2 separate regions of the Homo sapiens genome follow, and region 2 is linked to region 1. A link is an interaction called in ENCODE POLR2A ChIA-PET data of the cell type or tissue named here. Cell type or tissue: PC-9. All regions are shown on one strand. Region 1 overlaps PRKCE (protein kinase C epsilon). Region 2 overlaps PRKCE (protein kinase C epsilon).

Region 1 (2,500 bases):
CGGCAGAGGACTGGGAAGGGAATTTAATTAGGTAAAAGGATGTCAGATCTAAGTGGAGAAACTGCAGGCATACAAGAAAGAGTCCACCAAAACAAACACCAAAGCTCCCAATCTGTTCAATTCGGCTTGGGATTCTTTTAACAAGGTGTGTGTCACTTTTCCCTCCACCGTGAGAGAGAGCCTAGAGCTGGCCTTCTCTTTCCCCCACTGATAAAATGAGTGGGTTAAACTACATGATCCCTTGGGCCCTTCCTGACTTTAGCGCTCACTGAGTCTGGGCAGAAGGGCAGCAAAAGACAGCGGAGGGAGCCTGAGACTAGCAGCAGCATGGCGGGTTATACCAAGGGAGATTGCAGAATCAAGCCCTACACTGAGTATTACTAAACTTAAATGCTGAAAACTGTCCTAGAAGAGGGAAAATCAATGAGGGCTGAGGTCCTTTGGAGACTAGGGAGGGGGTGGGACGTGAGCAAAGCCTTAACAATTCCTGTACTAGGCTGCACAACATTAGGTCTAGGTCCAGATGGTGAGGATGAAAAATGTTATGAAATCATTTCAGCCCCTGCCCTTTAGCATAAGCTTAGGCTTAATCATCCACTAGACAGGTCTCTGCTGTTTTTTACTGAAAAGTTCCTTATCTAACAAAGAAATGCCCCTTCCATTCACAGGCCCAAAGCAAAGCACACCCAAGATGTAGACTGGCCAAAGAAAGAACACCTCAAGGCCAGGAGCAGTGGCTCACGCCTGTAATCCCAGAACTTTGGGAGGCCGAGGTGGGAGGATCACGAGGTCAGGAGACCAAGACCATCCTGGCTAACATGGTGAAACCCCATCTCTAGTAAAAATACAAAAAATTAGCCGGGTGTGGTGGCAGGCGCCTGTAGTCCCAGCTACTCAGGAGGCTGATGAGGCAGGAGAATGGTGTGAACCCAGGAGGCGGAGCTTGCAGTGAGCCGAGATCGCGCCACTGCACTCCAGCCTGGGTGACAGAGCAGGACTCCGTCTCAAAAAAAAAAAAAGAAGAAAAGAAAAGAAAAGAAAAGAAAGAACACCTCAAGAGACACAGCTTTCTCCCAGCACCTACCTGTAGCTTGCTCTTTGACCACTCTGCCTGTTACAGCCTGAGGGCCCCCAACAGCACAGAAGCTTTTTATCCTAGGCTTGACACTTTCTTATCTATAAAATGGGCTATCAGGTTTCCGTTAGGTTGCTGGGTAGATTACATAAGCAAATGCATTAGCACTGGACCTAGCATAAAATAAGTACTCAATAAATAATAGGTATTATGTTGATGGAGAAATGAAGCTATCCATGCAACTCTAGATGTGCTGGTCTGGGAAGAATCACTCTCCATGTATCTTTTAGATAACATCTTCCTTGCCTTCCCAGGCAAGCTCTTCCAGATAGAGCCAGGCACAAGATGCCATTTTGATCCACTGAAAATATCCTTCAAAAGCTTCAAAGGATGAAAAAGAGCCTTGGTGTACCAAAAGGGACTTTCCTCTGAGCCTCTGAGGATGTGAGTTTGAGGCCACCCAGCTCATCCCATCCCATTCCCAAGTGACAAAGTTCAGCAGGGAGCAAAAGAGAAGACTGATCAGGGAAAAAGGCAGGAATTTTGGCATAAATTTGAGTATTACTCAGTTGGTCACCAGTTTTCCCAGCATAGTGAGACCCGCTGGGCAACATCCCCAGATACACAATCTCTTCCAATAGAAATGAATGCTTACTGATCCTGGTGGCCAAAGGCAGCAAGAGTCCTAAATCCTTCGGAAGTAAGAGAGCTTGACAAAATGCCATGCTTCTCCTTCTCTTCCATTGATGAGAGTAAAAGTCTCAATGTATTTGAAACATATTTTTGATACGATAAAATGGTGGTGGTGTATAGCAGCTACTCCCCTAGAGAGTGGCTGAATGGTGCACGCCAACCAAGGGAACCCATGTGAGAGGGTGGGATGGAAACCCAGGTTGGGAGGGACCCCTCATCAATGCCTGATCTGCAGTAACTCCCTGATGGGAAGCAGGAACTTGCTGGGTGGTCCTGAAGGGCAAGGAGGCTTTAAAAACAAGGAGACCTGGACTCTGCTTTTATGATTCTTGGAAGGGACCGATGGGATGCAGACAGCCCTGGCTCAAGCAGGAAGGGTGAGAAAGCGGGGTGGCTCAGGGATCAGAATATGGCAGCGAGGGCTCAGTAGAAAACCTTTGAAATCAGATAGGGAAGTGCTTATCTCATACAAGAGGCCAGAAACTTGCAGGAAGCCAGGGCAAGCTTAGAACAGAAGACTGTGGCCAGAGAGGAGGGTGCGAGAGGGGAGAGGGAGAGACCCAGGCCAGAGATTAGACTGGGGCCCAAGTCCAGATCCACTAGACCCAAAAGTGAGGCCAATTGGAATCTTCCTCAGGCTGGGGGCTTGAGAGAATATCAGAATCTCCACAAGCCCCGTTCTTTCTGATAAAATGGAGACAATAAAAGTGTATACTTCTGGACGTCATTGTG
Region 2 (2,500 bases), 57 kb after region 1:
ATCCACGAGGGACTTCCACTGCAATCATCAAACACCAGCTCTTGCAGACTCAGATGTGGTATTTGTTAGACTGAGGAATATAACAGTCATAAAATCACAGAATTCCAGAGTTGGCCAAGACCCCCATCTTTGGGGAGAGAGCTAGTTCCCCAGTCAAAGTGGAAAATCGACTCAATTTCCACTGACCTGTGAAAAGCAAAACCAGTTCATGTCTGTCATTGCTTATTCTGTTTGGGATCTTGAGCAAATCACTTAACCACCCTCTGCCCCAGTTGCCTTCTCACAGGAATAAGGAATGAGAAAGGACTCTGGTAACTAAAAGACACAGTTCAAATGAAAGGTATTTCTTGCTATTGATGATCAAATCTCTTACCATGAGTCACATGCAGTATTCTTAGATTCTCTTACACACAGAAGACAGGGGTTCCCATTTTCCTGCTCCTGAAATTTAATTCATTGTGGGGGGCCAAACTATCAGGCGGCCAATACAAAATCCTGCCTCAGGATAAACAGGAGAGAAGATACTGCTGGGATGTGATGCCAGAGATTGAGACATGTGCAAACCATTCATTCAAAGCAGAAACAAGAGCAAAGATCATTCTGGAACCCAATCTGACTCCTGCAAGGGTAGAGCCCAGTCTTCTCAGACACCTCTCAGTCAAGACTGGTTGACAAACACTGCTTCAAGTTCCTCCGACCTGGGAGAACCAGGAATGAAGCTTGACACAAGGGCAGGGAGGATTCAGAGAAAAGAAGGGAAAGATGAAAATGAAGGAAAAGCAGGCACTTTCAGAGCCTCATTTTCTCATTACCATCAGCATGCATTCATTTCCTCTGGTGGAAGGAGGGAAAAAAGTTTTCCATTGAGTGTCTAAGGCAATCCTGTGTAATATTTCATTTCACAGCCTCTTTCTCTTGCCAACTACAACAGCAGCTGTGAAACTATTCTCCTGGCCAGTCCTGTGGCATTCCTACCCCAGCATCAACTCAGAATTCTTTTCCCCCAGGGCTTCTACTGCTTCTCATCCTACCCTAACCTCAAGAACTCACCTGGATGTATTCTCAGGTGAAATCTCTGGCAGAAATAATTTCTAGTTCTCAAACAATAGAAAAAATTCAAGGGCCAACTGCAGGGGACCAGGTCCCTTTGTTGGCTACTATGACCTGGGGAACAGAGCCAGACACAGAGCTCCGAAGCAGATATCTAACTTAAAGCAACTGACAAAAGGCCCCACTCCACACCCAGGTTACAATCATCTTCAGAAAGACCCCAGGTCCCAACAGCCACTGCACTGGACAAACTCATTATCTTCAGCTACAAAGCCAGGCAGAAGGCTTAATCAGGTCAGCAGCATTTGATAGGAAAATAAGTACCTTCTTGACACTCTATGGATTATAGAAATTATGCCTGGTAAAGCTACCTATACCACCATCATGTCAAAGGACACTCAGGGATATTCAGCTGAGAAGAATAATTATACAGTCAAATGCCATCAAGTCCACAAAAGGAAAGCAAGCCCACCCATCACTCTAGAAGCCAAAGCGTGGAGGTTTATCTGACAGTGGAAAAAAACAGACAATCCTTAAGATTTGTCATGCCTCCCTCCTTCCAATAAGCCTGTAACCTCTACTCACGGAGGGCTGGGTTGGTCTGGTTGGAGCATGCGGTGCAGGGAATGGTACAGCTGGGTTTACACCCCGCCTCCTCTGGAGTACATATACCCCCAACTGGCAGTCACTCCTATGTTTTCTGACAAGCCATCCTTTTCAGCTAAAATTTTCCACTCCTGGATTCAGCCCAAAGGTGAGTTTATTTTGGAAAGTCTGAGCCAAATTTCTCCGCAACTAGAGTTTCAAGCAGGTGAAATAAAGCCTGCTGCTTCTCCCCACATAAAATTGTGTCCTAAGAGGGCAACAATAGTTCAGGCCCCTAGCGCTGCTCGGAACCGAGCTCCACAGAACTGGGCACATGTATGCATGAAATATGGTGGTAAAAGACATGCCCACAAAAGTGATACTGAATAAGGAATTGAAAGTGAATTATTCCATGTCCAAATGATAGTGATGATAGTAAGTCTCTGGCATTTGTAAGTTTTAAACTTCTTGAAGTACTCCACCTGCTTTATCTCATCTGTGCCCCACAGCTCCCCTGCAAGGAAGAGGGGACCATTCAGGCTCCCCTCCTGATAGATGGTAAGATGGGAGGGACAAAGGAAAGGGGCTGAGAATTACTTAAGATCACACTATACAGCAGTTGGCAAGGTCAAGACTATTCTCATGACCCCTGGTCTTCCTCAACCAAATTTGATAGCCCTTTAATAAGTACAGGGGTTAAACTTAAAATATGGCAGTGAACAGTGTTATTATCATTTCTTAGGCATAACACTTAGGTGAAAACTGCTGCCTGTCACCTTGAAATACTAGAGGGGGAAGGAAGAGATGGACATTTGCTGGGCACCTGCATGTGCCAGCAGCATACAGGCATTTCATCCTCACAATA

What was found. Peaks named below come from ENCODE experiments on the same cell type or tissue, not always from the same donor. Only the 100,000 strongest peaks of a DNase experiment are listed, where the experiment ranks them.
Region 2: POLR2A ChIA-PET joins it to region 1 with 6 read pairs; 3 of 35 experiments call an interaction of 5 or more read pairs at or near these places.

Annotation. Positions count from the first base shown.
Region 1 is chr2:45,761,476-45,763,975 of GRCh38, reverse strand. All of the region lies in intron 1 of PRKCE (protein kinase C epsilon), which reads right to left. Among named protein-coding and RNA genes, the nearest start is that of PRKCE-AS1, 87 kb to the right of the region's middle. In PC-9, no CTCF peak of the experiment used is centred here; no DNase peak of the experiment used is centred here.
Region 2 is chr2:45,704,659-45,707,158 of GRCh38, reverse strand. All of the region lies in intron 1 of PRKCE (protein kinase C epsilon), which reads right to left. Among named protein-coding and RNA genes, the nearest start is that of PRKCE-AS1, 30 kb to the right of the region's middle. In PC-9, no CTCF peak of the experiment used is centred here; a DNase peak (open chromatin) is centred at 978; H3K27ac peaks cover 1,127 bases.